2 separate regions of the Homo sapiens genome follow, and region 1 is linked to region 2. Evidence: chromatin loops called from intact Hi-C (ENCODE). Cell type or tissue: endothelial cell of umbilical vein. All regions are shown on one strand. Region 1 holds the start of IL1RL2 (interleukin 1 receptor like 2). Region 2 overlaps IL1R2 (interleukin 1 receptor type 2).

Region 1 (5,000 bases), 160 kb before region 2:
GTGGGGACCGCGTGGGAGCTGCTTCTGCCACCTGACAGCGAAGCAGGCTGGTGTCCAGAGCCCCCGTGAGGGCCAGGGCGCCCCCCAGCGCAGCCTGCGGCCTGGGTTCCAGACGTGGGACCCCAACCCCGCTCGCGGCGCACGGAGCCTCCCCTGCGCGCCTGTGTCCTCGGGATCCACCCGAGCCTGGCGGTCTAAACAGAAACCCCAAACACCCGCTCACTGGGGAGCAGCCAGGGCAGGCCTACCTGGCAAGGGCCAGCGGGAAAGGAGAAAGGAAGGCAGGGAGCCGCTGGAGCTGAAAATAGCCGCGAGCTCCACTCCTCGACCCAGAGACGGAGTCGGCTCCCCCATGGTCACCTAGCCGGTCGGGGGCCGGCCTGGGGGGCCTGATCCCTGGCCTGCGGTGGCACACATTGTTGCCACGTCTTTTCCTGCACACCTCTCCTACTGTCAGGGCCCCACCCATGCCTGGCTCAGCCAGACTCCCGGCCCGGTGTCTACCTGCCTGCAGGATTGAAGCGCGCAGGACCTCGTGGAGAGTGGAAAATATGACAGGGACACGAGCCCTGTCATGCCACTTCCATGCCTAGGTATTTCCCCGCCACCGTGGGCGGGGCAGACCTGCCTTCCCCAGTGGAGCGTAGGAAGGAATGTGACATCACACTAGGAAGTGGCTTGAAAGTCTTTGAGCCTGATTTTCTGGCATCTAAGTCCTTCATCACCAGGAGTGTCTGCTTAAGTCTATTCCAAGTTGAACGTCTAAATGAATTATTCATTCCTTTCCAAATCCTATTTGAGCAGTTACTGCATGCTCTGCATTGGCCTATGTGGAATGACCCCAAAGTGGAAGCCATCCCAAATGGCTTCTAAGGAGAATTATGAATCTGCCTGAGTCGTGCTCATTAACTTCTGTAAGGCAGGAATCCCATGGTGTTCAAGTACTTCAGAGCCTGAAGACTGTTCCTGTCTAAAACTTCCCGATAAGGTGATGTCAACAGGGACCTGTTGCCCTAGCCATCAGGAGACACCCCAGAGTCATCCCACAGGGCACTGAGTTGTAGGAAAAGGTTCAAAATGTAATCTCCATTCAATAGATTACTGGTCAAGCTCTTCCCAACGGTCTTTGAAAGATCAGAGACAGTGAGACAAAAGCAACCATAGGAGCAGAGATGCAATAATTGTGCTAATAGCAAAGCTTCCTGTGATAGGCTGAAGGTCAGTGGTTTGTAGATTTCTACACTCTTAAAAAGTATTGAGGATTCCAAAGTGCTTTTGTCTATGTAGGTTATGCCTGTCAATATTACTACATTAGAAGTTAAAGGGAGAATTTTTAAACGTTTACTTTCTTATTTAAGTGACAATAAACCCATTACATGTTAACGCAAATATCATACAATTTATGAAAAATAACTCTACTTTCTAAAACAGGCTTATTGAGAAAAGCGGCATTGTTCTACATAGATGCAGATCTCTTTGATGTCTGGCTTACTAGAAGATGACTGGATTCTCATACTTGCTTCTGCAATCAGTGTCATGATATAATATGTCATATAGCTTCTGAAAAGGTCCACCATACACTAATGAGAGAATGAGAATAAAAAAGGAATATAAGGTCTTAATATTACGATGAACATAGTTTTGATTTCACAGATCTTTTTGAAGGGTCTCTCAGGGACCCATAGGGCTCCCACTCTTTGAGGACCTCTTTCTTAAGCTATAAATAGAGATTATTATTTATTTCCCCTACTATCAGCAGTAAACGAGGTTCCTCTGTATATGTATATTCTTCAGCGTTTATGTCCTCATCCAAAACAAAACAAAAGTGTTACTATTTTTATAAAAGTCATATGATTTGCATTCAGAATTATTTCTATGAGCAGTGTTGAAAGGTATTTCTAAATCTTTATGCTATCTTTTTTCATTTTCACTTTATGAATAGATGCATTTGTGTCCTATCTTATTTCTTAGCCTGAGGACTAGTATATATGCCAAGTTTAATGGGTATTGTTGCCCCAAAATGTATGAAGTTAAGACAGGCCATCCCAGTCCCCTGCAGTGCCTCTCACTGGACACTTCTGACATTGCACTTTGCTACTAATTCTGAGAATCTGAAATTTAACTTCCTGGGATGGTCTCTATGCCAAATGTGTTTCCTGATACGTGGAAAATGAACACTTGGCTTTGAAGGCAGAACTGATTCCGGGTATTGTAAACTTAGCAATTAAAAATAACAGGAAACCATAATATTTACTGCAGGTTCTCAATTACCTTGAAAAAAAAAAACTTAAATGTATTCATCTCCTTCGAACATTTAAGTTTTTCCAAATTTATATTTTGCTCTTATAAACGGTGCTGCTGCAAAGATTCTGGTAATGTCCTTTTGTGCGAGTATTTCAGAGGCCATTTAGTGAACGGAATTGCAGAATCATTGGGTAGGTACATCCTCAATTGTATTAGAAAAGCCCTAATTTTTTTCCATAGCTATGTCCTTTAGAGGAAAAGAATTTCATTGCTTCATGTTCTTACCAATATTTGGTAATGTCAGACTTTTAAATTTTGCCAGTTTTGCTGCTCTGATGTAAAAGCTATCCTGTGATTTTATTTTATATACATTTAGATTGAGAGGTTATGCCCAGTTTTCAGAGGTGGCAGTTGTAAAGCCTCCATAACAGGGTGTATAATATGTAATAGATGCTTATCACCATCCCCCTACCAACCCCTCCTTGTCTAATTCTCTCCCACTTGCAGATATTTTTTCAATGGGAATATTCTTAATGTTTTCTAGCATTAGTCAGTGGCCATAGGAAATAATTTTCAGTTGGTTTTTTTTTTTATGAAGTAAATCAACTTCCTCTAGAGATTCATCACTTCATTCTGAGAGCAGGCAAAAAGCAACAAATCTGTGTGTGATGAAAGCATTACAGAATTCTGCTTGGTTGAATTTTACCTTCAGTCTATTTGACCCTCAGACTAGGATATGACGGCTATTCAGAAGGGTAGGAGGGCAACAATTTGGATTAAAGATTTCATATACAAATTTATATTTTACATGATGCATACTACCTTTTATTTGTTCTAACTAAATATCTGATTATTTCCCATTGGCCATATCCCACAGATAATGTTTCCCAATGAGAATGAAACAGAAATATATTCACACGCAACAATTAAACTTTCCAAAACCCAGTATTAGGCTGGGGTGGGTGTTTGGGGCTCCACCAAGATCTTTATACCTTTAAGGCCCTTAAGTTCTCATATTTCCCCTCTATGAGGCTTGGGAATATATAGCAGCATTTCTGTAGCAGACTGCTATTGTTGGGATGAAATGGACTTCTAGAAATGGAAGAAGCAGCCAGGGAGACTGGAAGGAGGTCCTTAAAGCACTTGGTTTCCTGCAGTCCTGGGCTTAATCACTCACTCCCTCGAGCTCCATTCATTAGTTCGCTCAGTCCCTCATCAAATATTTATACAGTTCCCACTGTGTTCCAGGTGATATTCTGAGTGCCAGAAATACAGCTGTACAGAAGACAGACCCTCTTAGAGTTTACAGTCATTCTAGTGTCAAGTAAATAAGAAAATTTTGAAGGATGATTTCAGGCTGGTGAGAACCCTGAAAGCAATTATGATGAAGTGATGGAGAGGGTGTTGGGGAAGTCCTCCCTTCAGAAGGGACTATGGTGCAGCAGAGGCCCTTGTCAAGGCAAGGAGTCCAGCATGTGGAGGTCTGCGAGAAGGGCTTTCCCCAAAGTAGGAAACAGCTAGTGCAAAATCACAAAGGAGGAAACAGTTTGTAAATTCCAAAATAAAATAACACAGACGAAGCCAATAGCCTCAGCTGCCTCAGCCTCCTTAGTAGCTGGGATTACAGGCGTGCACCACCACGCCCAGGTAATTTTTGTTTTTTGCTTTTTGTGTGTTTTTGGTAGAGATGGGGTTTCATTTCACCATGTTGACCAGGCTGGTCTCAAACTCCTGGCTTCAAGTGATCCACCCGCCTCCAATTGTAATTGTTAAGTGAAACATTCAACCATGTTAATAGTTAACTGGCAAAGGATAACCTTTTTTTGTCTATCAAATTAGCAATGATTTAATAATGAGTATTCTCAGTGCCACACACTGCTTGTGTAAGAGGAGCAAATGTCTCTATGGAACATCAAGAACCTGAAAAGGAATCTTGCCCTCTGAATATATGCTAAGCAAATGATTAGGGAAGTAAAAATATTTGAGAAAGGATAACTATTGCACTTTGACTACTGATAGCTAAAACTAGAAATAATCTGGATGTCCACTGAAGGCAGCAAAGCTATCAGATTATGGACCATCCATTTGATAGACTTAGTGACTACTTATAGATTGTATTTCGTATAATAGTAATGTGGGCAAATATTTATGCTAAGTTTTAAAAAGAGTGTTAAACTCCATGTATTATATGGTCTCAGTTATATCCATAGAAATGTTATAAAATATCAATAATTATCTTTAGGTTGTGAAGTTATGGGTGACATTTTTCTTCCTTATATGTTTTAGAAATTTCCACATTCTCTCAAACCATTATTGCTTTCGTAATAAAAAGAAGTTTCTCCTAATTTATTTTATAAAATGTCTTAAATATAATTGACTCCCAAGGGGATTACTCTACCACCTTCCTAACAACCTCCCTATGTAACCTTTTACCTCCTCCCAATCTGCTGTACAATAGTGCCCTATCAATGTGTTTCTTTATGTCGAAAGTTCTTCCAACCTGTTGCCTCCAATATCTCCCATATACCTACTCCTAGTGGTAAAGTCCAAATAGTTCAGTCATGGGTTTAAGACCCTCTGTCATATGAGATTGTTTCCTGAACAACTTTCTCTTCACACTCTTCTTCTCTGGCTAGATTTCTGTTTTTTCTTACCTTGTAATTTTCTCAGTGTCTAGCATAATGTTAACCACTTGGTTAGCACTTTTTAAAAATCTAAAAGTACGCTTGAGAACACAAATATTTCCCCTGTGTTTT
Region 2 (5,000 bases):
CTGAATCTGAACTCCAGCCTGACTCTGAGCATGGCCTTTTGGCCTCCACTGAGCCAACGTGATGCCCTGGGTGGCTTTTTCCTTTTGGAAAATTGAGAGAATAAAACCTACAGGGTCTATGTTGAGATTGAATGGGATCCCATTGGACATAGTGGATCCTCAATAAACATCAATTCCGCCCCACCACTAGCATCAGTTGGTTGTTAGTACAGTACACTTACGTACCCTCACTGGCCACTAGTGTGGACCTGTGCTGGCCAGGATGGACTGTACCACATGGAGTGAAAAGCAGAAAGCCCCATTGGTCATTTTCATGGCACCATTCAACCAGCTTACCAGCTCTTCTGGCAACAAGAAACTGACCACAGCTGAGCCCACTTTACAAATGGAGTCTTAGAGAGAGGCAGAGCGCCAGCCAAGTTTTGGTGATGTGAATTATTTTAAATACACTGAGGGTGCTGGCTCTGCCTGGGGTTCATGCTGTTCATCTTCTCATGCAGTTGATAACTGCTGCCAGAACGTTCAGATTTTCACATTCAGATTTTTATAGGTAGGCTTTGCATGAAGCAAAGTATACCTGTTTTCAGATTATGCCATTTCTAACCAAACTGGCCAAAGGGAAATATTTCCTCACACTTGTTATTCCAGCCTCACACACTGGAGTTCTAAGGTCTCCACCCAGGCACATTGCACCCAAGGAGCAGGTATGATCAGCAGACGCAAGGGTCCCAAGCCCCCTGCATTGGGATACCAGGCACCCCCACAGGTGCGTGGAATGCATGGTCCTTGTGGGCCTTACCCAGAGAAGCTGATATGGTCTTGAGGGGGGAAATGATCACAGGAATGGTCTCTTCTTTTTTTTCTGAGAAAGATGTAAGGAAAAGAGATTCCGTTAGGAAAGCCTTCATTTGACGCTGTGGTTCAAGTCATTGTTTGGCTAATCAACTAAGTTATCCTTTCCAGTATGGCCAGTCATTATGAGAGTCAGGCTTTGTCTGGCAAAGGAAACAGGCTCTCTACAAAATCGAGCATCCTTGGCCAATGACTTTCCCAGCAGAGCAATTACTGGAAGAGGCCACAGCCAAACACACATTCCGCTGACAGGAGGTCTTCAGTCCTTGCTCTATGATAAACAATTAACCATTTCCCTCCCAGACTTCCTGAAAACAATCATGTTTATGAGGTCCACGAGATAGATTTTCCCCGAAACTTGACCTGACCTAAAATACCTTCTCCACCTCTCCAAAGTGCCTGCCACAAAATACTCAAGACTCAGTTCTTCTAGAAAAGGCACAGGGCTCAAGAAACACCTATTTGGAAGGCTAGTGTGTAACCTGGCCTCGGCCACAGAGGCCTTGTTAATTGAAGAGATAAACTCTCTGGAGAGGCAGAAGTGGATCTCCAAGGGATTAGAGCCAACGTAAAGAAAGGAGGTGGCCGGGTGCAGTGGCTCACGCCTGTAATCCCGGCACTTTGGGAGGCCGAGGCAGGTGGATCAACAGGTCAGGAGTTCGAGACCAGCCTGACCAACATGGTGAACCCCTGTCTCTACTAAAAATACAAAAATTAGCTGGGCTTGGTGGCGTAAGCCTGTAATCCCAGCTACTCAGGAGGCTGAGACAGGATAATCGCTTGAACCCGGGAGGTAGAGGTCGCAGTGAGCCGAGATCGCGCCATTGCACTCCAGCCTGGGTGGCAGAGCGAGACTCCGCCTCAAAAAAAAACCAAAAAAAAAAAAAAAAAGAAAAGAAAAGAAAGAAAGAAACGAGGCCCCTGAAATGAGCAAAAAGGACACCTGGGGGGTGAGGGCTGTGAGTTGTCTCCACGACGGGCCTCATCATCCTCACTTCCACGAAACAGCATTTTGAAATCCTGACATGAGTACACATTAGACAGCATGGCAGGACAGCCTGAGGGGCAGACGGCTTTTCGACCACGGCCAGACGCCTTTTCCTCCCCTCCTCCAAGTCACGCGCTGCCCTATGGAGCTGGGGCATCCAGGGAGAGAAAGAAGCCTCCAGGATCTCAGTGCTTCTTAGACTTGAGGGTCCCCAGCATCACCCGGGGGCTTGTGAGACACAGATGACAGCCCCCAGACTCCAGTTTCAATCAGTAGGTCTCCACGGGACCCGAGATTTGCATGTCTGTTGAGTACCCAGGTGATGAGGCGCTGCTGGCCCAGGACCACCCCTTGAGAGCCACTGAGATCCTGGGAGGATCACAACACAGACAGGCATGTAGGGCGGCTGCCCCCTAGTGTTCATGCACAGTATCGCAGAGACAGGACCGTGCCGGTCCACGGAAAGCCTCAGGAGACCTGAGTCAGTGGCCTGTCCAGAAGCAAGGAGCTGATATGAACGAATCCTCACAGGACTGTAAAACAAACACAATCAGGACACCTCAGTCCGTGGGAAAATGCGGTGCAACTGAATCTCTGGATGCTCTGTGAGAAAAATATATTTTCCCCTTATAGACCAATTATTTAAACTTAGCGTGTCTCTGAAGCTCTCTGAAATCCCCTCAAAAGACCCCAGTTGTGATCATTATTCAGTATAAAAAACAAAGAAGTGTGGCCCACTCTCCAAGGCAAAGTCCAGGATTTACACATGGTTACACCTGTCTCCATGTCCGGCACACAGTTGGTACGGAGTAAATGTTGAACAAATGTGAAACAATAGCCAATACTGCTCAAAACAGCATTTTCAAACGAAACTCCTTTTAATCAATGGCAGCTCTGACTATTTGAAATATTGCTATTAAGGGCAGCTAGACCCACCTTAGGGAAGACAAATAAAAGGCAATTTCCACTGGATGTGCAAGGCTAGCTCTCTGGTTAGAATACCCAATAAAATTGAAGTATCCTAAAATTGAACATAAAGTTACAGCATGTGGTGACCTCTAGCCCTATAGGTGCAAAGCTTCACAGGACACTTTCCAAGGGTACCTTCTACAGAAGCCACTGTTTGACTCTCTTGAGTGGTGTGTTTTAGCCTTCATCTTGCAACCCTATAACCTTCCCAATTCGTTCACCTGTTCTCAGAACAACACCCTGATTTATACCTTTCAAAGTATCACACACGTCTTATTAACCTGATGCTTCAGGAGAGCTGATGGATCTGTTTTCCGTTATCCTTCATTCCAAAGACCTGCAAGGAATTCTACGTGCACCGTCATTTGTTCTCTGCATGCTTGTTATTGAACCAGGATAGATAGGTGCCTCAATGGCAAGTACTTACTCTTGATGCGTAGCTCAATACTCCTAGTGATGTTGTATTGCTGGCCTTCATGGGCAAATGTCAGGACACAGCGGTAATAGCCAGCATCTTCCAGGGCCACATCGTGTACGAGTAAGTGAGTGGTCCCCCTCACACTTAGAAATTTCTCATTGTCTTTATCCAAAAGAAGAGAATCCTTAAGGGAAAATGTTTTTTTAAGTTGACATTATACCAATATACATCTCAAAGGCTATGAATTACATCATCATTATCAACCAATGTGGGATTTGCAATCCAAGAATTGTCCTGGTATTTACTTTGCCAATTTTGTACTTTGGGCATACGTTTGACTGTATTATTAGGGGAAGGAATTTGTTAACATATAAACAAATAAAATTGCTAGATTTGGTTAACTACAATAGTTAGAGCATATTTGTCCAAGGGGAAAAAAAAGAGACGAACTCTTCTTTGACAAAGTAAGCCATCTAAAATACAAATATGTTTATGTCCTGACTGCTACCTTCAGGCCTTAGGAAGTATCTGGGAAGAGCACTATAAATCGTCATGATGACCTGGACAACAATGCTCAGAAGAGATGACGTTGCAGTAATTACTTTAAAAAGCATTTCAATTTTGTGAGTCAGTAACAGAAAAATCTCTGTTATAAGAAAAACTAAATAGGGGAAACGAGTCCACACTTTTTATATGGACACAAGGTTCTCTGGGGTCTCTGCAGAATAGAATCCTCAAGATCAAGGCCTCCAGGAAATAGAAAGAGCGGAATGGGATTTCTAAAAACACCCTAATGAGCACACAATGTTCTCAGGGACATCACTTTCAAAATCATGATTATTCAACGTTTGCAACAGTCAAATATAACCTTGAGTCACTTCAGAATCTTACTCCGAACGAGAACACAGATAAAATTGAAATTGCCACATGGCTCATGAAGTACCACTTTAGAACATATTTAATTGAAAGGAGATATTTCATTGTTCTAAGCATGAGTAGTCAAATATGAAAAATGCCAAATAGAGCCCAGCACCACAGTCATTCCAGTGGTGTATGGGAACTGGCCTCCTGGGTTTGAGTTTTGACTTCACCATCTACTGGCTGTGTGATCTTGGGAACATCCTTATGGGTCCTTAACTGTAAAAAGGGGGGATATTTACAGTTCCTACTTCATCGGGTTGCATGTCAGGGAGTTTAGAACAGGCTTGGATATAGTACATGCGCAGTAATAGGTATCATTATTATGAAGGGAATAAATATTACTAAGCATCACCATGACATCTTTGTCCATGCACATTTATTGAGCACCATTTATATGTCAAGCACTGCACCGGGTGCTTCATACACATGATTCCATTTAATCTTTGAAACAATCCCAGGTGGTGAAAGTTATTAATTGCCACTTTACAGAGGAAACAGGTTCGAGAGGTGGAGTCACTCGGCCACGGCTGCACAACAGATCAGAGAAGGAACAGAGTTTCAAACCCAGACCCATTGACGCCAGAGCCTGTGCTCTTTCCTCTCCAGGTAAAAACTTTCATTTGTCCTCTTTATGCTTTTCCCAAACCAAAAGAGAATGCATTCTAGGCTGGGCTTGGGGGCTTGCACCTATAATCTCAGCACTGTGGGAAGCTGAGGTGGAAGGATCACTTGAACCCAGGAGTTCGAGGCCAGCCTGGCCAACATGGTGAGACCCTATCTCTATTAAAAAGAGAGAGAGAGAGAGAATGCATTCTAGAGCTCAGCCAGCTTATTCATAGGAGCTGGCTACTT

The links. Hi-C counts contacts between places; a loop is a spot of excess contacts. Peaks named below come from ENCODE experiments on the same cell type or tissue, not always from the same donor. Only the 100,000 strongest peaks of a DNase experiment are listed, where the experiment ranks them.
Region 1: it touches region 2 in a loop (3-fold over the local background); 7 of 110 quality-filtered maps call a loop at or near these places.

Annotation. Positions count from the first base shown.
Region 1 is chr2:102,182,591-102,187,590 of GRCh38, reverse strand. IL1RL2 (interleukin 1 receptor like 2) reads right to left here and starts at 568. Exons shown (of 12, transcript NM_003854.4): 1 at 505-568. RefSeq lists an enhancer at 383-912. In endothelial cell of umbilical vein, a CTCF peak has its summit at 2,064; a DNase peak (open chromatin) is centred at 2,100; H3K4me3 peaks cover 218 bases.
Region 2 is chr2:102,018,049-102,023,048 of GRCh38, reverse strand. It overlaps IL1R2 (interleukin 1 receptor type 2), which reads right to left. Exons shown (of 9, transcript NM_004633.4): 5 at 3,237-3,411; 6 at 800-862. Among named protein-coding and RNA genes, the nearest start is that of IL1R2, 29 kb to the right of the region's middle. RefSeq lists a silencer at 1,875-2,068. In endothelial cell of umbilical vein, a CTCF peak has its summit at 2,254 (motif pointing left); DNase peaks (open chromatin) are centred at 1,028 and 2,238.